Linked DNA regions of Homo sapiens: region 2 is linked to region 1. Evidence: read pairs that join two places in POLR2A ChIA-PET (ENCODE). Cell type or tissue: B cell. All regions are shown on one strand. Links, peaks and the distances in the headings refer to the core of each region. The heading gives the core; the rest is flanking DNA. Region 1 holds the start of DYNC2I2 (dynein 2 intermediate chain 2). Region 2 holds the start of LOC124902340 (small nucleolar RNA U13).

Evidence for each region. Peaks named below come from ENCODE experiments on the same cell type or tissue, not always from the same donor. Only the 100,000 strongest peaks of a DNase experiment are listed, where the experiment ranks them.
Region 2: POLR2A ChIA-PET joins it to region 1 with 7 read pairs; 4 of 35 experiments call an interaction of 5 or more read pairs at or near these places.

What each region holds. Positions count from the first base shown.
Region 1 is chr9:128,655,876-128,664,923 of GRCh38, reverse strand. DYNC2I2 (dynein 2 intermediate chain 2) reads left to right here and starts at 8,077. Exons shown (of 9, transcript NM_052844.4): 1 at 8,077-8,383. The coding sequence starts at 8,198. It also overlaps the pseudogene HMGA1P4. RefSeq lists enhancers at 7,377-8,020, 7,838-8,047, 8,021-8,665 and a silencer at 8,228-8,557. In B cell, for the core only: no CTCF peak of the experiment used is centred there; DNase peaks (open chromatin) are centred at 8,033 and 8,803; H3K4me3 peaks cover 1,648 bases; H3K27ac peaks cover 1,539 bases.
Region 2 is chr9:128,738,284-128,754,836 of GRCh38, reverse strand. ZER1 (zyg-11 related cell cycle regulator) reads left to right here. Exons shown (of 16, transcript NM_006336.4): 3 at 878-1,028; 4 at 1,237-1,673; 5 at 1,988-2,164; 6 at 3,310-3,424; 7 at 3,569-3,715; 8 at 4,048-4,221; 9 at 12,092-12,307; 10 at 12,996-13,037; 11 at 13,183-13,302; 12 at 13,950-14,065; 13 at 14,718-14,906. LOC124902340 (small nucleolar RNA U13) reads right to left here and starts at 5,479; the gene lies at 5,376-5,479. In B cell, for the core only: no CTCF peak of the experiment used is centred there; no DNase peak of the experiment used is centred there.

The sequences.
Region 1 (9,048 bases), core at 1,049-9,048:
TTGAACTCCTGAGCTCAAGTGCTCCTCCACCCTTAGGCCTTCCAAAGTGCTGGGATTACAGGTGTGAGCTACTTCACCTGGCCAACGTTTTTTTCAACAGAATTGGTGCTGCATGTATAATGTTGAAAAACGAAATACTGGTGGGGCACGGTGGCTCACGCCTGTAATCCCAGCACTTTGGGAGGCTGAGGCGGGTGGATCACCTGAGGTCAGGAGTTCGTGACCAGCCTGGCCAACATGGTGAAACCCTGTCTCTACTAATAATACAAAAATTAGTTGGGCGTGGTGGCAGGCACCTGTAAAGCGAGCTACTTGGGAGGCTGAGACTGGAGAATTGCTTGAACCCACAAGGCAGAGGTTGAAGTGAGCCAGGATCGCGACACTTCACCCCAGTGTGGGTGACAGAGCAAGACTCTGTCTAAAAAAAAAAAAGAAAAATGAAATACTGGTATTGACATATTTAGAACAATTGCCTACACAGAACCATATTCATTCATTTAAACAATACTTATAGAGTGTCTAATATATGTGAGGCAGCAGTGATTGTAATCAGTGCTTTGAACAAAATACACAAAATAAGGTAATATTTCCCTAATGAGTTGGCTTTTGAACAGAGACATCAAGGACGTGGGGAGGAGGCATTGTGACCATCGGGGAAGGATATGCTAAACAGGCTGGGCGTGGTGGCTCACGCCTGTAATCCCAGCACTTTGGAAGGCTGATCACCTGAGGTTAGAGGTTCAAGACAAACCTAGCTAACATGGTGAAACCCTGTTTTTACTAAAAATACAAAAAAAAATTAGCCAGGTGTGGTGGCGGCCACCTGTAATCCCAGCTATTCGGGAGGCTGAGGCAGGAGAATCGCTTGTACCGGGGAGGTGAAGTTTGCGGTGAGCCAAGACCACGCCATTGCACTCCAGCCTGGGCAAGAAGAGCAAAACTCCGTCTCAAAAAAAAAAAAAAAAAAAAAAGCCTGGGTGCAGTAGCTCACACTTGTAATTCCAGGTTTTTGAAAGGCCGAGGCAGACGAATCGCTTGAGCCCAGGAGGTCAAGACAGCCTTGGCCACAGGGTGAAACCCACTCTCTACAAAAAATACAAAAAATTAACTGGGCATGATGGCGTGTACCTGTAGTCCCAGCTACTAGGGAGGCTGAGCTGGGAGATCACTTGAGCACTGGATGTTGAGGCTGCAGTGTGCCATGATGGTGCCACTGCATTCCAGCTTGGGTGACAAGAGTGATACCCTGTCTCAAAAAAAAAAAAAAAAAAAAAGAAAAAAACTATAATAGATATGAACAAAACCTAATTGGGCTACAGAAAATGGAACAAATACATCTACTTGCAGATTAAAAGGAGCCCAAGCCCCATCTCATCCTAGCACACCCTCCTCCACTGTCCTGGCAGTAGCAGGTATGGCCATCTGCGGGGGTGCTTATTCTCAAAAATGTCCCCAGCCCAGCCTGTGTCTTTGTCACTCCATGGAGCTCACACTCACTTTTCTTCCTTCCTCTCCTTCCCTAGTCCCTGCACTAGGTCAGACAATCCCCTTTGGGGTACAGGAAACAAAGCAGGAGGAGTTTGAGGTCCCTACACTGCAGCAGAAGAAGAGGAAGGAGTGGGGCCTGAATTGACCATAAAGGATGTAGGGGCCACGTTGTTCCACTGTAATGTCAAGGAGGGGGTGGCCATTGTTTGTCCCAGCCTGGGGCTCCCCCTCTGGTTTCCTATTTGTAGTTACTAGAATGAAAAAAAAACATGATAGATAAATAAATAATCCACTGGCAGAGATCAGAGAGGTTCAATCTGGATCATTAAGAATGAATTGGGGCCGGGCGCCGTGGCTCACGCCTGTAATCCTAGCACTTTGGGAGGCTGAGGCAGGCGGATCACCTGAGGTCAGGAGTTTGAGACCAGCCTGGCCAAACCCCATCTCTACCAAATATACAAAAATTAGCCAGGTGTGGTGGCCCACGCCTGTAGTCCCAGCTACTCAGGAGACTGAGACATGAGAAATGCTTGAACCTGTGAGGCAGAAACTCCGTCTCAAAAGAAAAAAAAGGCTGGGTGCAGTGGCTCACTCCTGTAGTCCCAGCACTTTGGGAGGCCAAGGCAGGTGGATCACCCGAGGTCAGGAGCTCGAGACCAGCCTGGCTAACATGGTGAAACCTACAAAAATTAGCCCAGCATGGTGGCAGTTGTCTGTAATCCCAGCTACTCTGTAGGCTGAAGCAGGAGGATCACTTGAACCTAGGAGGTGAAGGTTGCAGTGAGCCAAGATCGTGCCACTACACTCCAGCCTGGGGGATAGAGTGAGACTCTGCCTGCAAAAAAATAAATAAATAAATTAGCCATGAATGGTGGCGGGTGCCTGTAATCCCAGCTACTCGGGAGGCTGAGGCAGGGAGAATTGCTTGAACCCAGGAAGTAGGTTGCAGTGAGCCGAGATCGCGCCATTGCACTCCAGCCTGGGCAACAAGAGCAAAACTCCATCTCAAATAAAACAAAACAAAACACCCAAGACTGTAACACTTGTGTTTTGGAATTATGAATATCCTGCTGCTTTATGTCCAGTATCCATCTGTAGGGCACACCAGCCTCTCAACACAAAGAGCATGGGCAGATGGCGCTTTCATTATGGCCACCATTGATTGAGCCCCCTTCAGGTTTCAGGCTCTTTTTTTTTTTCCCCAAGACGGAGTCTCGCGCTGTTGCCCAGGCTGGAGTGCAATGGCGCAATCTCGGCTCACTGCAACCTCCGCCTCCCAGGTTCAAGTGATTCTCCTGCCTCAGCCTCCAAAGTAGCTGGGACTACAGGCACATGCAACCATGCCCAGCTAATTTTTTGTATGTTTAGTAGAGATGGGGTTTCTTTTTTTTTTTTGAGATGGAGTCTCGCTCTGTCGCCAGGCTGGATTGCAGGGGTGCAATCTCGGCTCACAGCAACCTCCACCTCCCAGGTCCAAGTGATTCTTCTGCCTCTGCCTCCCTAGTAGCTGGGATTACAGGCGCCTGCCACCACGCCCAGCTAATTTTTGTATTTTTAGTAGAGACGGGGTTTCACCATGTTGGCTAGGCTGGTCTCCAACTCCTGACCTCAGGTGATCCGCCTACCTCGGCCTCCCAAAATGCTGGGATTACAGGCATGAGCCACCAAGCCCGGCCGGCTTTTTTTCAGACATTCATCCCCTGAGGATCAAGTAAGTGTGATTGTTATTAGGACCTGATGCATGGGAGCCTCCAAAGTAGCTGGGAATACAGGTGCCTGACACCACGCCCGGCTAATTTTTTGGTTTGTCTTTTTCTGAGACAGAGTTTCACTCTTATTGCCCAGGCTGGAGTGCAACGGCTCAATCTCGGCTCACTCCAACCTCCACTTCCTGGGTTCAAGCGATTCTCCTGCCTCAGACTCACGAGTAGCTGAGATAACAGGCACCCGCTATGTCACCCGTATAATTTTTGTATTTTTGTAGAGACAAGGTTTCACCATGTTGGCCAGGCTGGTCTTGAACTCCTGACCTCAGGTGATCTGCCCACCTCGGCCTCCCAAATTGCTGGATTACAGGCGTGAGCCACCATGCCAGGCTGGTTTTTCTTTTTGTTTTTTTTTTTTTTTTTTTGAGATGGAGTCTCACTCTGTTACCCAGACTGGAGTGCAGTGGGGTAGCAATTCTCCTGCCTCGGTCTCCGGAGTAGCTGGGATTACAGGCATGCACCACCACATCTGGCTAATTTTTGTATTTTTAGTAGAGACAGGGTTTCACCATGTTCATCAGGCTGGTCTGGAACTCCTGACCTCAGGTGATCCACCTGCCTTGGCCTCCCAAATTGCTGGGATTACAGGCGTGAAACATTGCGGCCGGCTCAACACAACAACCTCATTATTAAAACAGCTTTGACCTGGCGCAGTGGCTTTTGCCTGTAATTCCAGCACTTTGGGAGGCTGAGGTGCGCAGATCCTGAGGTCAGGAGTTCGAGACCAGCCTGGCCAATATGGTGAAACCCCGTCTCTACTAAAAATACAAAAATTAGCCGGGTGTGGTGGTGCATGCCTGTAGTCCCAGCTACTTGGGAGGCTGAGGCAAGAGAATCACTTGAACTCAAGAGGTGAAGGTTGCAATGAGCCGAGATTGTGCCACTACACTTGAGCCTGGATGACAGAGCGTGACACCATCTCAAAAACATAAATAAATAAATAAAAAATAAAAATAAAATTAGACAGCTTTGTCAGGCCAGGCATGGTGGCCCATGCCTATAATCCCAGTACTTTGGGAGGCTGAGGTGGGCGGATCATGAGGTCAGGAACTCGAGACCATCCTGGCTAACATGGTGAAAGCCTGTCTCTACTGAACATACAAAAAATTAGTTGAGCGTGGTGGCATGCGCTACTCTGAAGGCTGAGGCAGGAGAATCGCTTGAACCCGGGAGGCAGCAGTTGCAGTGAGCCAAGATCACACCACTGCAGTCCACTCTGGGCAACAGAACAAGACTGTTTAAAAAAAAAAAGAAATAATAGGCAGGGCACAGTGGCTCATGCCTGTAATCCCAGCACTTTGGGAGGCCGAGGTGGGCAGATCACAAGGTCAGGAGATCGGGACCATTCTGGCTAACACGGTGAAACCTTGTCTCCACTAAAAATACAAAAAAACTTAGCTGGGGGTGGTGGCGGGCGCCTGTAGTCCCAGCTACTTGGGAGGCCGAGGCAGGAGAACGGCGTGAACCCGGGAGGCGGAGGTTGCAGTGAGCCGAGATCGTGCCACTGCACTCCAGCCTGGGCGACAGAGCGAGACTCCGTCTCAAAAATAAAATAAAATAAAAATAATAATAATAATGAGTTTTGAGGGTTTTTTTTTTTTTTTTGACAGGGTCTCACTCTGGCACCCATGCTGGAAGACAGTGGCGCAATCATGGCTCACTGCACTTGACCTCACAGGCCCAAGCGATCCTCCCAACTAAGCCTCCAGAGTAACTGGGCCATAGATGCATGCCACTACACCTGGCTAACTTTTTTTTTTTGAGACAGAGTCTTGCTCTTGTTGCCCAGGCTGGAGTGCAATGGCGCCATCTTGCCTCACTGCCACTTCCACCTCCCAGGTTCAAGTGATTCTCCTGCCTCAGCCTCCGGAGTAGCTGGAATTATAGGCATGTGCCACCACGCCTCGCTAATTTTGTATTTTTAGTAAGGACAGGGTTTCACCATGTTGGTCAGGCTGGTCTCGAACTCCTGACCTCAGGTGATCCACCCGCCTCGGCCTCCAAAAGTGCTGGGATTACAGGTGTGAGCTACTGCGCCCAGCCCTAATTTTTTAAATAGGTTTTGTCTTAGAGACGAGGTGTCCCTATGTTTCCCAGGCTGATCTCGAACTCTTAGGCATGAGCCACCACACCAGACCTTAGTGAGTTTGTGTGTGTGTTTTTTTTTTTTTTTTTGAGACGGAGTCTCCCTCTGTCGCCCAGGCTGGAGTGCAGTGGTGCGATCTCTGCTCACCGCAAGCTCCACCTCCCAGGTTCATGCCATTCTCCTGGCTCAGCCTCCCGAGTAGTTGGGACTACAGGCGCCCGCCACCACGCCCGGCTAATTTTTGTATTTTTTAGTAGAGATGGGGTTTCATCATGTTAGCCAGGATGGTCTCGATCTCCTGACCTCGTGATCCGCCCGCCTCGGCCTCCCAGTTGTGAGCCACCGCGCCCGGCCCCTTAATGAGTTTTTAAAAAGTCCCTTTTTCTTCAGTCTACATTTGAGGAAGGGCCTTTCTAGGTGGTGGTAAACTGAGGCCTGAGGGGTGTGCTTGAAGCAGGTGGAGGCAGAGGCCATGGGGTGGAGAGAGGGTGGGTACAGGGACGGAATCTTGGGCCCTGAAGGGATTGAATTGTGTTTTCAAATACCATCTGCTTTGGCCTGGGGAGTGGCTTAGCCTGTATTCCCAGCACTTTGGGAGGTAGAAGTGAGCAGTTCACTTGAACCCAGGAGTTCGAGACCAGCCTGGGCAACACGGGGAGACCCCTGCCCCCATCTCTACAAAAACACAAAAATTAGCTGGGGATGGTAGTGCATGCCTGTAGTCCCAGCTGCTTAGGAGGCTGAGGTGGTTGGATGGCCTGAGCCCGGAGAGGTTGAGGCTGCAGTGAGCCATGATCATACCACTACTCCAGCCTGGTGACACAGCCAGACCCTGTCTCAAAAAAAAAAAAAAAAAAAAAAATTAGGTCAGGTGAGGTGGCTCACCTGAGGTCAGGAGTTTCAAAGCAGCATGGCCAACACGGTGAAACCCCATCTCTACTAAAAATACAAAAAATTGGCCAGGCGTGGTGGCGGTTGCCTGTAATCCCAGCTACTCGAGAGGCTGAGGCAGGAGAATCACTTGAGCCTGGGAGGTGGAGGTTGTTGTGAGCCAAGATAGTGCCACTGCACGCCAGCCTGGACGACAAAGCGAGACTCTGTCTCAAAAAAAAACAAACAGGCTGGGCGCAGTGGCCCACGCCTGTAATCCCAGCACTTTGGCAGGCTGAGGCGGGCAGATCATTTGAGATCAGGAGTTCCAGACCAGCTTGGCCAACATGGTGAAACCCTTCTCTACTAAAAATACAAAAATTAGCCCAGTGTGGTGGCATGTGCCTGTAATCCCAGCTGCTTGGGAGGCTGAGGCATGAGAATCGCTTGAACTGGGGAGGTGGAGGTTGCTGTGAGCCGAGATCACGCCACTGCACTCCACCTTGGGCGACAGAGTGAGACTCTGTCTTAAAAAAAAAAAAAAAAAGTAGCATCTATCCTTCCCAGATCATTTTTTAGAATTTTTTTATTATTTTGTTGTTATTATTATTATTATTTTGAGACAGGGTCTCACTCTCTTGTCCAGGCTAAAGCACAGCGTGGTTCAATCAGGGCTCTCTGCAGCCTCAATTTCCCTGACTCCAGGGATCCTCTCACCTTGGCCTCCGGAGCAGCTGGGACTACAGGTGTGTGCCACTATGCCTGGCCAATTAAAAAATTTTTTTTTGTAGAGAGGGAGTCTTGCTGTGTTGCCCAGGCAGGTCTCAAACTCCTGGGCTCAAGTGATCCTCTTGCCTTGGCCTTCCAAAGTGCTGGCCATCTCGTCTGGCCTATTATTATTTTTTTAGAGATAGGGTCTTGCTCTATCACTCAGGCTGTAGTGTAGTGGTGTAATCATAGCTCACTGCAGCCTCAAACTACTGGACTCAAGGGATCTTTACACTCAGCCTGCCGAGTAGGTGGGACTACAGGCACGTGCCACCATGCCCAGCTAAGTTTTAAAACATTTTTTTTGTAGAGACGGGCTCTCACTATGTTGCTCAGGCTGGTTTCGAACTCCTGGCTTCAAGCGATCCTCCTGCCTTGGCCTCTCAAAGTACCGGGATTACAGGTGTGAGCCACCGCACCTGGCCTATTTGTTTATTCTTTATTTTTATTTTTTAGTCCTCAGGTCAGAATCTCCAGTTTTTTTAATTCCGGTGGGGCGCGCGGAATGGCAGAACGACATAATATAGTATAAAAAGCAATTCTTTCCTCAGGGTGAGAACTTAATAAGAAAGAGACGTTCTGGGCTCTTTGCCTGACACACAGTAGGCACATTATTTAGTTATTTGCTTTTAATTTCGATTTAATAAGCATGTTTCTGTAGAAGACCTCATTTGGGCCTCCCAGCTTTTTAACCACATTTAGGATCTCCGTAGGAATATTTTTCATCATCATTCTATTGAGACAGAGACTGAGGATTAAAGGGAGATCACTTGGCTTCGAGGTGACAGCCTGTTCGAGTGGCGCGGTTCTCGGATCTGCTGGAAGAATCAGCTGCTCAGCCAGATCTGCGCTCCCAGGCCCAGACCTCGCGGGCCGGCCACGGCCGCAGGCTGCCGCCCTCTCTTCGCTTCTGCGCTTGGCTGCTCAGCGCCATCTTTGAACCTGGCACCAATGCCTCACTTCCGCAGTTTCCTCGCCCAGGAGTAGCGCGCCTACTCTTAGAGTGCTTTTTCTGGGGACAGGGTATGCAAAACCGGTCATGCTTCTCTCTCTGGCCGAGAAGAATCGTTACTTTTCTTTCTTCCAGGTCTTGCAGGAGGCGCTGCGACCAATTCAAACATGGCGCCGTCAGCCTCACATTCCCCGTTTTCCGCTCATGGCGGCGTAGGGGCGGAGGTCGCGCCTGAGTGCGTCCGCACGAGAGGGCGGAACCGTCTCCATGGCAACCCGCGCGCAGCCGGGGCCACTCAGCCAGGCGGGAAGCGCTGGTGTTGCGGCGCTGGCGACAGTCGGGGTTGCGAGCGGCCCGGGGCCGGGGCGGCCAGGGCCGCTGCAGGACGAGACCCTGGGTGTGGCGTCCGTGCCCTCGCAGTGGAGGGCCGTCCAGGGCATCCGCTGGGAGACGGTGAGGGCGCGGGCCCCGCGCGGAGCGACGCGGGCGGGAAGGCGGGGTCGCAGCGCGGCTGCCGGGCGGGTTCGGGCGTCCCACCGTGGCTGCCGGGCGGGTTCGGGCGTCCCACCGTGGCTGCCGGGCGGGTTCGGGCGTCCCACCGTTTGCCTTTACAGTTTATTCCACAGAAACTGACCCAGAGGATACTTTCGGCCCATTTTTTAACAACAAAAAGTGGAAAAACAAAACACCTCCAAGGATCCCACGTTTTGAAGGATTTTGTGTGAACTGTAGTTTTTAAGCATTTCAAACAACTTTTTTTGGTTTTGTTTTGTGTTTTTTTTTTTGAACAGGGTCTCGCTCTGTCGCCCAGGCTGGAGTGCAGTGGTGCGATCTCGGCTCACTGCAGCCTCAGCCCCCGGTGCTGAGCGATCCTCCCACCTGCGCATCCAGAGTATCTGGGACCTCAGGCGCGGGCCACCACGCTGGCTGTTTATTTATTTATTATCTTGTAGAGATGGGGTCTCCATGTGTTGCCCTGGCTGGTCTCCAACTCCTGGGCTTAAGCTGTCCTCCTTCCTCGGCCTCCCAAAGTGCTGGGATTACAGGTGTGAGCCACCGCGTTCAGGCTTTTTTTTTTTTTTTTTGAGACAGTCTCGCTCTGTCGCCCAGGCTGGAGT
Region 2 (16,553 bases), core at 3,483-11,482, 87 kb before region 1:
AGGCCCAGATGGTGGCCAGGCATGGTGGCTCACACGTGTAATTCCAGCATTTTGGGAAGCCAAGACAGGAGGATCACTTGAGACCAGAAATTCAAGATCAGCCTGGGTGACATAGCGAGACCTTGTCTCTACCAAAAAAAAAAAAAGAAAAAGATTCCCAGAAGGGAAATTATTAGACAGCTGCATAGGAAACTAGAAGCCTGTGTGGGCCTGAGGACAGAGGTGGACCTGTAATAACGTCCTGAGCATTTACCGTGGGTCAGGCTTTAGGTTGGACACTTTGCAGGCCATAGTTATATCCACTTTACAGATGAAGAAACTGAGGTCTGGGAAAGTTCATTTACTTGTGTGAAGTTGCCCAGGTAGGAAGCAGCCAAGCCAAGATTTAGAGTCTAAAGCGTTTGAATCCAAAGCATTTCCCAGCAGACCAGGATTCTTGCATGAGCTGATGTCTCAACAGGGCTTCATTAAGGGCTTGTCCTGTACCCAGCTGGGAACTCTGAACTACTTGGCTTAGTTTGCCTGTTTAAAAGGGTCGCAGGAGGGGCTTAAAGAAGGTGACGAGAGTGGCCATGCCAGTGGGGCTGCTGCCCCTGCAGTGTGCGTGCGTGGAGGCTGTGTGACAGGCATGTGCACTGGGAGAGATGGCGCCTGCATCACCTAGAAGGTCTCCCAGAGAGCTGCCTTTAGATTCCTGGTTCCTGGGCACCCTTAATCTTACTGGTAGTTTAGTCAGGATCTGACCAGATACTCTTAGGAGAAGGAGGTTGCTACTTGGGGTGATCCAAGAAAGCTTCAGGGGGAGGAGGGCTTGGCTTTGAAGCGAGGATGAGAGTCCCTGTGGCCCTCTCCTGAGCCAGGCTTTTTTCTCTCCCAGGTATGTGGAGCTGGTGAACGCTGCCTGTAACTTCGAGCCACACGAGAGCTTCTTCAGCCTCTTTTCGGACCCCCGCAGCACCCGCCTCACGCGGATCCACCTCCGTGAGGACCTGGTGCAGGACCAGGACCTGGAGGCCATCCGCAAGCAGGTGAGACCTGCCCCGCCACAGCGCCAGGAGGGCCCACACCAAGCAGGGGCCAGGCTGCTCGCCTCCAGCCCAGCCATCCCCAGCCCAGCCAGTGTGCACCGTGACTGTGCACATCCCCCTTTCCAACCCACCTGTAGCCCAGGGCAAGGCCTGGGGCCGGGGGAAGGGGCAAGGGTGGTGATGATGATGGAGCTGTGCCCACTCCCAGGACCTGGTGGAGCTGTACCTGACTAACTGCGAGAAGCTGTCCGCCAAGAGCCTGCAGACACTGAGGAGCTTCAGCCACACCCTGGTGTCCTTGAGCCTCTTCGGCTGTACAAACATTTTCTATGAGGAGGAGAACCCAGGGGGCTGTGAAGATGAGTACCTCGTCAACCCCACCTGCCAGGTGCTGGTTAAGGATTTCACCTTCGAGGGCTTCAGCCGCCTCCGCTTCCTCAACTTGGGCCGCATGATTGATTGGGTCCCTGTGGAGTCCCTGCTGCGGCCGCTTAACTCCCTGGCTGCCTTGGACCTCTCAGGCATTCAGACGAGCGACGCCGCCTTCCTCACCCAGTGGAAAGACAGCCTGGTGTCCCTCGTCCTCTACAACATGGACCTGTCCGACGACCACATCCGGGTCATCGTGCAGCTGCACAAGCTGCGGTGAGCTCCTGGCCCAGAGCTCACCAGGGTGGGGTTTGGGGGGCAGGTGGGGAGGAGTAGAGGTGGGTGTTGTCACGCCCTCAGGGTTCAGGAGCGCTTGGCTAGGCAGAGGGTGGGGATGAAGACACAGTCCCATTCCTTAAACCCAGTGTTTCAGCTGGATTGGGGCTGTTTGGGGTTTCTTCCCAGAATGCCCTGGGGAAGTTGTGGCAGGAATGGGCCCTCCCCTGCTACAGACTAAAGGAGCTGGGATCTGCAAGGCAGCCCCACCCTGTACCCAGCTCCTAACCTGCACCCCCTACCCCAATCTTCAGACACCTGGACATCTCCCGAGACCGCCTCTCCAGCTACTACAAGTTCAAGCTGACTCGGGAGGTGCTGAGCCTCTTTGTGCAGAAGCTGGGGAACCTAATGTCCCTGGACATCTCTGGCCACATGATCCTAGAGAACTGCAGCATCTCCAAGATGGAAGAGGAAGCGGGGCAGACCAGGTGGGGCCCCAGCCTCCATGGCTACTGGTAGGGTGTCATTCAACAGGCATTTAGGCTGGCGCAGTGGCTCACGCCTGTAATCCCAGCACTTTGGGAAGCCAAGATGGGCGGATCACTTGAGGCCAGGAGTTAGAGACCAGCCTGGCCAACATGGTGAAACCCCATTTCTACTAAAAATACAAAATTTAGCTGGACATGGTGGCAGACACCTGTAGTCCCAGCTACTTGGGAGGCTAAGGTATGAGAATTGAAGCCGGGAGGCGGAGCCTGCAGTGAGCTGAGATCGCGCCACTGCACTCCAGCCTAGGCAACAAAGTGGGACTTTGTCTCAAAAAAAAAAAAAAAGAAAGTATTTGCCAAGTACCCCTCTGCCAAGTGCTGTGCTGGGTGCTAGAGATAAAGAAACAAATCAGGTCCTGCCCTCTTGGAGGCTGTGTGAGCTGGTGGGGACAATCAAGTCATTACAAGGGCTATGGTAGGGGCAATCCAGGGCCCCGGTGTGGCCTGAGGATCAGGAAGGAAGGAGGAGGAGGGACGCATCCTGGCTGTCCTGAAAGCTCATTCTGCCTCTGCCAGAGGAAGCGTGTTCTAGCAGAGGGAACAGCACCTGCAAAGGCCAGTAGGTGAGAGCATGAGGAGCGACAGGGGAACTACCCAACACTCAGCCTGACCAGAGCACAGTGCCATGGGGGGAAGAGGCAAGGCTGGCAGTGTCTGCCACCTATGGAGTATTGCTGGACATAGGTCGGTTCTTGGATTGGTTGGTTGAGAAGTTTGACCAAACCCTACCAGCTGTAACTGGCCACCCATAAGCCCTGGCCCCAGCCTGCTTTAATGGTGTTCAGTTGAGCTTGTCCCTTTGTGATTGTTGGTGAGACCTAAAGGTGCCATGTCCTTACTAGAATGGCAGGTGGTTTCTAAAGGTGGCTGCATTGCCCATCCTATGTGTTCCCCTACTATGTGGCTTTGCCATGCTTCCATCAGGAGGTGGTGCTTATGTCCCCTACCATTAAAAACAAAAGGAGTAGGGGATGAGGTTGGAGGGCCTAGAAGAGAAAGCAAGGAAATGCCTCACCACCCCCAGTGGGGAGGCCCAGCTCAGGCCTGGGTCCCAAGCCACTGACACCGGCACCCTCTTTCCCCAGCATTGAGCCTTCCAAGAGCAGCATCATACCTTTCCGGGCTCTGAAGAGGCCGCTGCAGTTCCTCGGGCTCTTTGAGAACTCTCTGTGCCGCCTCACGCACATTCCAGCCTACAAAGTGAGCAGTGGAAGTGGGATGGGTCTGGGCCAGGGAGCCTTGGGAGAGAGAAGGAGCTGGATTCTGGGGCTGGAGACTGAGCTGGGATCTGGCATCCCAGCCCTTGGCCTCTGCTGGGTTGTTCTGAGCGTGTCCCACCCGCAGGTAAGTGGTGACAAAAACGAAGAGCAGGTGCTGAATGCCATCGAGGCCTACACGGAGCACCGGCCTGAGATCACCTCGCGGGCCATCAACTTGCTTTTTGACATCGCCCGCATCGAGCGTTGCAACCAGCTGCTGCGGGCCCTGAAGGTCAGCTCCAAGCCTGGGGCCTTGGCCTCCTGTCCCTCCCCACCTGGAGGTTGCCGGGCTTGGCTGAGCCGTGTCCCCAGAGCCTGTGTCCTTCTGCACCCTGTCCCCAGGGCCCCAGGACCCGAACCCCAGCCTGGGCCTCACAGCACTTGACTTGCTTCAGCACTGGCCTTGTTTGGTCCCCACCCTGGTGTCTGCTCCCCAGGCCCCACTTCTGCCTTTAGAGAGCAAGACCAGGCTAAACCTTGCCCCAGAGAGCCTGTTCCAGCCCCTTGCAGAGCCCAGGCCTCTCCCTGCACTTGCCAGCCCAGGTCCCCCTTGTCTTCATACAGCTGGTCATCACGGCCCTCAAGTGCCACAAATATGACAGGAACATTCAAGTGACAGGCAGCGCCGCTCTCTTCTACCTAACAAATTCCGAGTACCGCTCAGAGCAGAGTGTGAAGCTGCGCCGGCAGGTTATCCAGGTGGTGCTGAATGGCATGGAATCCTACCAGGAGGTGACGGTGAGCCCCCACCCGCCACGGCCCCGCATGCTCTGGCCCAGCCACCCCTTTCCTGCTTCTTGCGTCCCGCTAGGGCTCCCCCGGCTCTGGGCTGCATCTGTCCCAGCTCCCTTTCCCACAGCAGCACTCCCTGACTCTTGGGACCTGGCCCTTCCCACAGTCCATCACTCCTGGCTGCCCTCCATCCTCCTCCCTGCCCCATGTGGGGGTGGGGGCCCAGGGACCCTGCCCTTCTCCCTGCCTGTGCCGTCTCCTCAGCCCTTCTGCCCATACACTCTGCTGGGGGATTTCTTACCAACAGCTGCTTTTAATATAAAAGTAATAAAAGCCTTTATTATAGAAAAGTTATAATTACAGATATACAGAAAATAAAAATCACCCATAAACCCACTACCCAGAGACAGGCACCATTAACATGGGATATCAATTGTGAATTTTAGCCTATGCACACATATTTTGTAAATGGGATACACAAACTGCATACTGTTTGTATATGGTGGATTTTTACTTCAACTGTGTTGTCACATGAATATGAACATCTCCCTTATCCGCCAACAATTTTTTTCTTTTTTGAGATGGAGTTTCACTCTTATTGCCCAGGCTGGAGTGCAATGGCACAATCTCGGGTCACTGCAACTTCCACCTCCCGGGTTCAAGTGATTCTCCTGTCTCAGCCTCCCGAGTAGCTGGGATTACAGGCATGCGCCACCATGCCCGGCTAATTTTGTATTTTTAGTAAAGATGGGATTTTACCATATTGGTCAGGCTGGTCTCGAACTCCTGACCTCAGGTGATCCACCTGCCTCAGCCTCCCAAAGTGCTGGGATTACAGATGTGAGCCACTGCGCCTGGCCAGCCAACAAATTTTTTTTTCAGATGGAGTCTTGCTCTGTTGCCCAAGCTGGAGAGCAGTGGCGGGTTCAAGTGATTCTCCTGCCTCAGCCTCCCAAGTAGCTGGGACTACAGGTGCATGCCACCACACCTGCCTAATTTATGTATTTTTAGTAGAGACGGGGTTTTGCCATGTTGGTCAGTCTGGTGTTGAACTCCTGACCTCAGGTGATCCACCTGCCTCAGCCTCCCAAAGTGCTGGGATTACAAGCATGTGCCACCACACCCAGCCAACATATTTATATAACAAAAACTTTTTTTCATTTCAGATGGGCAATATGCCAACGTCCTAACATGGTTTGAGGGAGGCACATTTCACACATGAGCATGAAGACCTAATCATCACTCTTATAAACTACGAAAGGATCAAACAATAATTTTTATTTATTTATTTTTTCGAGATGGAGTCTTACTCTGTCGCCCAGGCTGGAGTGCAGTGCACAATCTTGGCTCACTGCAATCTCTGCCTCCTGAGTTCAAGTGATCCTCCTGCCTCAGCCCCCCTAGTGGCTGGGACTACAGGCACGTGCCACCATGCCAGGCTAATATTTGTATTTTTAGTAGAGACAGGGTTTCGCCATGTTGGCCAGGCTGGTCTCGAACTCCTGAGCTCAGGTGATCCACCTGCCTCGGCCTCCCAAAGTGCTGGGATTACAGGCGTGAGCCACCGTGCTCAGCCACAATATATATATATATATTTTAATTAAGACAGGGTCTCAGGCTGGGCGTGGTGGCTCACGCCTGTAATCCCAGCACTTTGGGAGGCTGAGGCAGGCAGATCATGAGGTCAGGAGTTTGAGACCAGCCTGGCCAACATGGCGAAACCCCATCTCTACTAAAAAATACAAAAATTAGCTGGCCACGGTGGCTCACACCTGTAATCCCAGCACTTTGGGAGGCTGAGGCAGGCGGATCACCTGAAGTCAGGAGTTCGAGACCAGCCTGGCCAACGTGGTGAAACCCTGTCTCTACTAAAAATACACAAATTAGCTGGGCATGGTGGCAGGCGCCTGTAGTCCCAGCTACCTGGGAGGCTGAGGCAGGAGAATTGCTGGAACCCAGGAGGTAGAGGTTGCAGTGAGCTGAGATCAAGCCACCGAACTCCAGCCTGGGTGACAGAGGGAGACTCTGTCACAAAGAAAAACAAAAACAAATACACAGGGTCTCACTTTGTTGCCAAGGCTGGAGTATAGCGGCATGATCACAGCTCACTGTGGCCTCCACCTCTCAGGCTCAAGCAAGCCTCCCAACTCAGCCTCCCCAGTAGCTGGGACAACAAGGCATGTACCACCACACCCAACTAATTTTTTTTTTTTTTTTTTTGAGACAGAGTCTCGCTCTGTCACCCAGGCTGGAGTTAAGTGGCACGATCTCGGCTCACTGCAAGCTCCACCTCCCAGGTTCACGCTATTCTGCCTCAGCCTCCCGAGTAGCTGGGACTACAGGCGCCCGCCACCCTGCCACGCTAAGTTTTTGTATTTTTAGTGGAGACGGGGTTTCACTGTGTTAGCCAGGATGGTCTCAATCTCCTGACCTCATGATCCGCCTGCGTCGGCCTCCCAAAGTGCTGGGATTATAGGCATGAGCCACCATGCCCGGCCCACAGTCAGCTAATTTGTATTTGTGTGTGTCTGTGTGTATGTGGTGACGGGGTCTCGCTGTGTTGCCCTTGCTATCCCCTAGCTCAAGTGATCCTCCTGCCTTGGTTTCCCAAAGTGCTGGGATTATAAGCATGAGCCATTGCACTAGGCCCAAAAATTGTTTAATAATGTTTCTTTTCTGATTACAAAAGATATCTAATGCTTAAGCCAGGTGTGGTGGCCCTCACCTGTAATCTCAGCACTTTGGAGGGCCGAGGAAGGCAGATCACTTAAGATCAGGAGTTCCAGACCAGCCTGGCCAACATGGTGAAACCCTATCTCTACTAAAACTACAAAAATTAGCCGGGCATACTGGCGGGTGCCTGTAGTCCCAGCTACTCCACTCCGGAGGCTAAGGCAGGAGAATTGCTTAAACTCGGGAGGTGGAGATTTCAGTGAGCTGAGATCGTGCCACTGCACTCCAGTCTGGGTGACGAAGCAAGACTCTGTGTCAAAACAAAACCAAAAACAAAAAAAAGATACCTAAATGCTTAAAAGATGAAAAAATTCAAGTGATACAAGAATGTATTAAATAGAGCGAAAGCCACTTACAATCTCACCTCTCCTCCTCTAGATGCAGCTGGTGTTAAGGCTCACTTTCATGACTGCTGACACCAGCATATGTTCAGTGTCCTCATCCAGGGAGAGGCCACTGTGTGGAGGACTCTGCTGGAGCTTGGAGGGAGTGGCCAAGGTCAAGGCTCTGCCCAGTGTGTGAAACAGCCCCCAGGGCCAAATAATTTAGGTTGCTGTTTCATCTTTTGCTCTCTCAAGCAATGCTTTGTTAATTATACTTAATTAGTTATCCTTATAATACATTTCTGTAAGTAGAGTTGTAGAATTTCAGGGGCAGTATGTGTGTGTGTATATTTTTTCTTTTCTTTTTTTTTGAGACAGAGTCTCTGTTGCTCAGGCTGGAGTGTAGTGGTGTGATCTCGGCTCACTACAACCTCTACCTCCCAGGTTCAAGCGATTCTCCTGCCTCAGTGTCCTGAGTAGCTGGGACTACAGGAGCATGCCACCACGCCTGGCTAATTTTTGTATTTTTAATAGAGACAAGATTTCACCATGTTGGCCAGGCTGGTCTGGAACTCCTCCTAGCCTCAAGTGACCTGCCCACCTGCCCCTTCTCTACAAAAAAATTTTTTTAGGCCGGCGCAGTGGCTCATGCCTATAATCCCAGCACTTTGGGAGGCCAAGGTGGGTGGATCACCTGAGGTCAGGAATTCAAGACCAGCCTGGCCAACATGGTGAAACCCGGTCTCTACTTAAAATACAAAAATTAGCTGAGTGTGCCGGTGGGCACCTGTAATCCCAGCTACTCAGGAGGCTGAGGCAGGAGAATCTCTTGAACCCAGGAGGCAGAGGTTGCAGTGAGCCGAGATGGTACCATTGCACTCCAACCTGGGTGACGAGAGTGAAACTCTGTCTCAAAAAAAAAAAATTTTTTTTTAATTAGCTGGGTGTGGTGCTATGCGTCTGTAGCCCCAGCTACTCGGAGGCCGAGGTGGGATGATTGCTTGAGCCTGGGAAGTGGAGGCTGCAGTCAGTGAACTAAGATTCTACCACTGCACTCTAGCCTGGGCAACAGAGGAGACCCTGTCTTAAAAAAAAAAAAAAAAAAAAGGAAAAGAAGAGAGAAAAAGAAGACTAGTTGGAGACTCCCAAATGAATTAATAAATCTGTCACAGAAATGGAAATCAAAATAAGAGGAAGTCACATTTCATCTCAAGAGCTTGGTGATACCCAGTGTTGCAAAGATAGGGAAGAGCACCCTCACACCCTGTCTACTGGTAAGGGATGAATCGTGCAACCTTTGTGAAGGGCAACCAGCAGAACCTGCCAAAATTCTAAATGCATCTATCTTTTGACCTAGCCATTCTGCAATTAGAACTGTTCTTAGAGGAAAAAGATATATCCTCACTTGTAAAATTTTTTTGAAAAAGGCCGGGCACAGTGGCTCATGCCTGTAATCCTCACACTTTGGGAGGCTGAGGCAGATGGATCACTTGAGGCAAGGAGTTCTGGACCATCCTGGCCAACATGGCGAAACTCCATCTCTACCAAAAATACAAAAATTAGCCGGGCGTGGTGGTGTGTGCCTGTAATCCCAGCTACTAGGGAGGCTGAGGCAGGAGGATTGCTTGAACCCAGAAGGTAGAGGTTGCAGTGAACCAAGATGGTGCCAGTGCACTCCAGCCTGGGTGACAAAGTGAGACTCTGTCTCAAAAAATAAATAAATAAAATAAAATTTAAACTGAAAAAAAGGCGGGGTGTGATGGCACATACCCAGAAATCCCAGCCACCTTGGAAGCTGAGGTGTGAAAAATTTCTTGAGCCCAGGAGTTCGAGGCTGCAGTGAGCTATGATGGCACCACTGTACTCCAGGCTGGGCAACAGAGAGACCGCGTCTTAAAAATAAATAAAAGGCCAGGCAAGGTGGCTCACACCTATAATCCCAGCACTTTGGGAGGCTGAGGCGGGTGGATCATCTGAGGTCAGGAGTTCAAGACCAGCCTGGCCAACATGGTGAAACCCTGTCTCTACTAAAATACAAAAATTAGCCAGGCATGATGGTGGGTGCCTGTAATCCCAGCTACTTGGGAGGCTGAGACGGGAGAATCGCTTGCACTGGAAGGTGGTTGCAGCGAGCCAGGATCATGCCACTGCACTCCAGCCTGGGTGATAAGAGTAAATGAGACTCCATCTCAAAAAAAAAATTTTTTTTTAATTGGCCAGATGTGGTGATGTGCGCCTGTAGTCCCAGCTACTCAGGAGGCTGAAGTAGGAGGATTGCTTCAGCCCAGGATTTTGAGGCTGCAATGAGCTATGGTCCAGCCTGGGCAACAGAATCAGACACTGTCTCAAAAAAAAAAAAAAAAAAACCCAAACAAATCAATAAGCAAATAAACCTGCAGACAGTACAAAGAAAACTGAGGATGTAGAGCAACTGGAGAGCTCCTACACTGCTGGTAGGAGTGTAAACTGCTAAAGCCACTGCGGAAAACAGTCTAGTGTTACCTAAAAAGGTTGAAGACATGTACATCTTGTGACCCAGAAGTCATACCAGGCATGTGTGCCCTAAAGAAACCCATGCTTATGGTCACCAGGATGCAGGTATAATACATGGCTCACAGTAGCCAACTCTTAGAGTCACCCAGACATCCATCAGCAGTAGAATGGATGAAAAAATTGGGGTGTCATGATGGAATACTATACTGTAATGAAAAATGAATGCATTTCAGCTACGTATAACAACAGTTAATCTTGCAAACCTATAGAATATCTCTATAAAAAGCGGGGGCCAGCCAGGCATGGTGGCTCATGCCTGTAATCCCAGCACTTTGGGAGGCTGAGGCAGGTGGATCACCTGAGGTCAGGAGTTCCAGACCAGCCTGGCCAACATGACGAAACCCTGTCTCTACTAAAAATACAAAAATTAGCCAGGCATGGTGGCTGGAGCCTGTAATCGCAGCTACTTGGGAGGCTGAGGCAGAAGAATCACTTGAACCTGGGAGGCAGAGGTTGCAGTGAGCTGAGATCACGCCATTGCATTCCAGCCTTGGCAACAAGAGTGAAACTCCATCCAAAAAAAAAAAAAGGCCCTGCACGGTGGCTCACATCTGTAATCCCAGCACTTTGGGAGGCTGAGGCTGGTGGATCATGAGATCAAGACCATCTTGGCCAACATGGTAAAACCCTGTCTCTACTAAAAATACAAAAAAATTAGCTGGGCATGGTAGCACGCACCTATAATCCCAGCTACTTGGGAGGCTGAGGCAGGAGAATCGCTTGGACCCGCGAGGCAGAGGTTGCAGTGAGCCACTGCAAGATTGCACCACTGGACTCCAGCTTGGCAACAGAGCGAGACTCCATCTCAAAACAAAATGCTGGGCACAGTGGCTCATGCCTGTAATCCCAGCACTTTGGGAGGCCGAGGTGGGTGGATCACGAGGTCAGAAGTTCAAGACCATCCTGGCCAAGACGGTGAAACCCCATCTCTACTAAAAATACAAAAAATTAGCTGGGCGTGGTGGCAGTTGCCTGTAATCCTAGCTACTCAGGAGGCTGAGGTAGAAAATTGCTTGAACGCCACAGGCAGGGGTTGCAGTGAGCTGAGATCACGCCACTGCACTCCACCCTGGGCGACAGAGTGAGACTCCATCTCAAAAAAAAAAAAAAAAAAAAAAAGCAGGGGCCATTGGAGGCGCCTGTAATCCCAGCTACTAGGGAGGCTGAGGTGGGAGGATCACTTGAGCCCGGGAGGGGGAGGTTGCAGTGAGCTGACATTGTGCCTCCACACTCCAGCCTGGGTGACAGAGTGAGACCCTGTCTCAAAAACTAAATAAAATTAAAGAAAGCAGGGGCCAGGTGCAGTTGCTCATGCCTAGAATCCCAGAACTCTGGGAGGCTGAGGTAGGAGGATCTCTTGAACCCAGGAAGTAGAGGCCAGCCTGGACAACATAGTGAGACCCCATCTCTACAAAAAACAAAATAGCTGCGCATATGGTGGCACACAGCTGTAGTACCAGCTACTCAGGATGCTGAGGAGGGAGGATCACTTGAGCCCCAGAGGTTGATGCTGCAGTGAGCCATGATGGTGCCACTGTGCTCCAGCCTGAGTAGCAGAGCAAGACCCTGTCTCAAAAAAAATAAATAAATAAAAGAAGGCTGGGCGCAGTGGCTCACACCTGTAATCCCAACACTTTGGGAGGCCAAGGCAGGCAGATCACTTGAGGCTAGGAGTACAAGACCAGCCTGGCCAACATGGGGAAACCCCATCTCTACTAAAAATACAAAAATTAGCCGGGCATGGTGGCACGCCTGTAATCCCAGCTACTCAGGAGGCTGAGGCAGGAGAATTGTTTGAACCAGGGAGGTGAAGGTTGCAGTGAGCCGAGATAGGTCCACTGCACTCCAGCCTGGGCGACAGAGCAGCACTCCATCTCAAAAAAAAAAAAGAAAGAAAAAGAAAAGCAGAGATATTGTAGTGGTTCTCTCTAGGGGGGTCGAAGGGCTAAGGGTCTTATGATCAGGAAGGGACAGTGGGGACTTCGGGGTGCTGACAGTGTTCTGTTTCTTGACCCAGGTGGTGGTTACATTGAGTTCACTTTATGTCATTTATAAAACTATACATTTGTGTTTTATGCATTCTTCTGTATGAATATTTCACATTTTTAAAAAACATTTTTTAGAGAAGACTTGTATAGCCTCCTCTTCCAGAAAACCGGGCTGGACTGCCACAACTCTGGATGAGCTCATACCTCTAGATAGTTCCTAGAGCCCTGCTCCTGAGTCTGACCCTGAATGTGCCCCACTTGTGTCCTGTCCCGGCCCAGGTGCAGCGGAACTGCTGCCTGACGCTCTGCAACTTCAGCATCCCCGAGGAGCTGGAATTCCAGTACCGCCGGGTCAACGAGCTCCTGCTCAGCATCCTCAACCCCACGCGGCAGGACGAGTCTATCCAGCGGATCGCCGTGCACCTGTGCAATGCCCTGGTCTGCCAGGTAGACAACGACCACAAGGAGGCCGTGGGCAAGATGGGCTTTGTCGTGGTACGTGTGGGGGGCGCTGCCCCCTTCCTCCTGAGCCTCACTGCTCTCCCCCACCCCTCTACCCTGAGCGAGAGTCTCAGAGCAGGGCCTGGGGCTGGGAGTCGGAGAGGGAGAGTGTGCTGAAGCATGAGGGATTTAGGCTAGACCAAAGGAAGAATTTCTTAATGCTGAATGTTGCTGATGCCCTCATAGATTTCTTCCACCTAGAGCATGCTGTCATCCTGTCCCAGTCCCTGCGCTCATCCTGCTTTCATAAGCTCTGTAGGGAAAGATGCCATGCTGTCCTTCCGTCATTGTGTCCCCAGCACTTCTTGGCATGGGCCCTGGAGGCCAGTGGGGAGATGATAAATATCACTGGTGAAAGGAAGGAAAGAATGACAAAGGAGCTCAAGAGCTTCTGGTCTCATTTGATGGCAGCGAAGCTCAAGCCCCAGCGGGAAGGGCTGTGCCCAAAGTCACAGGGGAGTCACCCGAGGGCCAGGAACGGCACCCGGGCCTGCTAATGCCAATACCAAGGGGCTGAGGCGTGGATGCCTTCAAATAGCCTCCCCCAAATATAGGGAGACTTGATCTCGTCAAGACTCCTGAACTAGCCATGGCGTTGCTGAGCCTCCCCTCCATCTTGGGTTCGTGGGGGTGGGAGTTCTTCAGCCCCAGCACTCTAGCAGACTCTTGTCCCTGCCTGCAGACCATGCTGAAGCTGATTCAGAAGAAGCTGCTGGACAAGACAGTAAGTCAAGTCTTCACGAAGCCACGCTACCCTTTCCCCACCTCGCAAGGGGCCTGGGCTGCCCCTGGGGGAGGTCTGTGTTTTGTCAGGGGCCCCCCTCCCCGGGTACCAGGAGCCTTGGCTGAGCCCTGCCCTGCCCTCACAGTGTGACCAGGTCATGGAGTTCTCCTGGAGTGCCCTGTGGAACATCACAGATGAAACTCCTGACAACTGCGAGATGTTCCTCAATTTCAACGGCATGAAGCTCTTCCTGGACTGCCTGAAGGTAGTGTCCACCTCCTGCAGCAGCAGCTGCCTCAGCTGCCCACATGGCCCCTCTTCTGTCCCTAGGCTCCCCACCAACCAAATCCGCAGCACCCCTCACCCATGCTTCCTGGAGAAGGGCAGTGGGGACAGACTCAGGCCCACCCACCCAGGATTTGCTGCTGACAGAAGCTCCAGACCCAGATGGCCTGGTGGGGCCTCCTGAGAGCCCCCACTCCCAGGGAAAGCCCCTCCCTGTCTCCTCGGCCGTTGTTCTCAGGCTGCCCACAGCTGGCCAGAGCCCACTACGCTACGAGCTGGACAGCGGGTCTGTTCATCCTTAAACACATGCTCTGTTTTCCTGCTTTAATTTCTAGGAGGGTCCCTTAAACTAGTATTTTGAGCTTTGGTGAACAGAACCACGTCTGTCCCATAGGTCAGATCTCTAATCAACCTTTGTCTTTGTGGCAAGCAATCCCACCCCTTTAATTCCTTAGTGTGTGTACCCAGCACTGACCTAGGAGCATTGGAGGGTAGGAGGGCAGCATATATGCCCCCTCTTTGTCTAGTTGGCATGGCCAGATGCCCATGAAGCTTTTTGGTTAACAATACCAGATACTAAGTCATTAAGTACTAATTGATGCGGCCCATTGGCTCTCCTTTTCCCAGGAATTCCCAGAGAAGCAGGAACTGCATAGGAATATGCTAGGACTTTTGGGGAATGTGGCAGAAGTGAAGGAGCTGAGGCCTCAACTAATGACTTCCCAGTTCATCAGCGTCTTCAGGTTGGTATTTTTAATCCTTTCCCTTTTTGCCTTAGCTGCCACAATGCTCAGAGCTCTAGCGTTTGCTCAGTTGCACAACTGCTCTTAGCCTAGGTTTGCTATAAATGTCATTTTCCCTCGATAATGTGGTTTCTTATTCATTCAATCCTTCGTAAGTGGTCCTTTTGTAATTATATCTTTTTTTTTTTTTTTGAGATGGAGTCTTGCTCTGTCACCCAGGCTGAAGTGCAGTGGCACAATCTAGGCTCACTGCAAGCTCTGCCTCCCGGGTTCACGCCATTCTCCTGCCTCAGCCTCCCGAGTAGCTGAGACTACAGGCGCCTGCCACCACGCCCAGCTAATTTTTTTGTATTTTTAGTAGAGATGGGGTTTCACCATGTTAGCCAGGATGGTCTCGATCTCCGGACCTCGTGATCCACCTGCCTTGACCTCCCAAAGTGCTGGGATTACAGGCGTGAGCCACTGCGCCCAGCCTGTAATTATATCTTAAATGACCTCAAATCCCTTTAGAAGTAGTCTGGGTATATAGACGATATGGGATAAAGAAATAAGTAGCACCTCTTGCTTCTGGTTTTAAGTTGGGGTCCTGCCGCTGGTATCTGAAGAGAAACTGGGGGAGTGGGACTCCATTTTTCTGTCTTTCTCCTGGCAGCAACCTGTTGGAGAGCAAGGCCGATGGGATCGAGGTTTCCTACAATGCCTGCGGCGTCCTCTCCCACATCATGTTTGATGGACCCGAGGCCTGGGGCGTCTGTGAGCCCCAGCGTGAGGAGGTGGAGGAACGCATGTGGGCTGCCATCCAGAGCTGGGACATAAACTCTCGGAGAAACATCAATTACAGGTGTGGGCAGGGCAGGGAGCGGGGATGCGGTGTGGAATATGGGGTAAGTGCTGGGCAGGATGCTCATACCATTAAGGTCTGCTCAGAGCTCCCACCTTCCTTCTGGTCTTCTGTAGGGTTCTGCTTTCACTCATTGATACGTAGCCGCACACAGCACAGAGCATACATAAGGGCACGATCTCATCCGTGCAGCCTGGAGCATTTGTCATACATGCCAACATCTGCATGTACCCAAAGCCTGCTCTTTGCAAACCACTAATACCTACTGATTTGTGGGGAGGGGTGGGGAGAAAATAGACACACAACAGAAAACCATACAGGTGGGCCGGGCACAGTAGCTCTTGCCCATAATCCCAGCACTTTGGGAAGCTGAGACAGGAGGATCACTTGAGCCCAAGATTTCCTTTCTTTTCTTTTTTTTTTTTTTTTGAGACAGAGTCTTGCTCTGTCGCCCAGGCTGGAGTGCAGTGGTGCAATCTCAGCTGACTGCAAGCTCTGCCTCCTGGGTTCACGCCATTTTCCTGCCTCAGCCTCAGAGTAGCTGGGATTACAGGCACCCGCCACCACGCCCGGTTAATTTTTTTGTATTTTTAGTAGAGACGAGTTTTCACCGTGTTAGCCAGGATAGTTTCGATCTCCTGACCTCGTGATCCGCCCACGTCGGCCTCCCAAAGTGCTGGGATTACAGGCATGAGCCACTGCGTCCAGCTGAGCCCAAGATTTCAAGACCAGCTTGGGCAACATAGTGAGACTTCCTCTTTACGAAAAATTTTAAAAATCAGGCCAGGTGCAGTGGTTCACGCCTGTAATCATAGCACTTTAGGAGGCTGAGGCGGGCAGATCACGAGGTCAGGAGTTCAAGACCAGCCTGCCCAACATGGTGAAACCCCGTCCCTACTAAAAATACAAAAATTAACCTGGCGTGGTGGCACATACCTGTAATCCCAGCTACTCAGGAGGCTGAGGCAGGAGAATCGCTTGAACCCAGGAGGCAGAGGTTGCAGTGAACCGAGATGGCGCCACTGCATTCCAGCCTGGGCAACAGACCAAGACTCCATCTCAAAAAAAAAAAAAAAAAAAAATGAGCTGGGTGTGATGGTGCACACCTGTAGTCCCACCTACTGGGGAGGCTGAGGCAGGAGGGTCACTTGAGCCCAGGAGGTCGAGGCTGTAGTGAGCCAACATCATGCTACTGCACTCCAGCCTAGGGGACAGAATGAGACCATTTCTTTAAAAAAAAGAAGAAGGTCAGGCGCGGTGGCTCACACCCGTAATCCCAGCACTTTGGGAGGCAGAGGCGGGCGGATCATGAGGTCAGGAAATCGAGACCATCTTGGCTAACGCAGTGAAACCCCACCTCTACTAAAAATACAAAAAATTAGCCGGGCGTGGTGGCATGCGCCTGTAGTCCCAGCTACTCGGGAGGCTGAGGCAGGAGAATGGTGTGAACCTGGGAGGCGGAGCTTGCAGTTAGCCGAGATCGCGCCACTGCACTCCAGCCTGGGCGACAGAGCGAGACTCCGTCTCAAAAATAAATAAATAAAAATAAAAATAAAAATAAATTAAAAAAACAAGAAAACAAAACAGGGCCGGGCACAGTGGCTCACACCTGTAATCCCAGCACTTTGGGAGGCAGAGGCGGGCAGA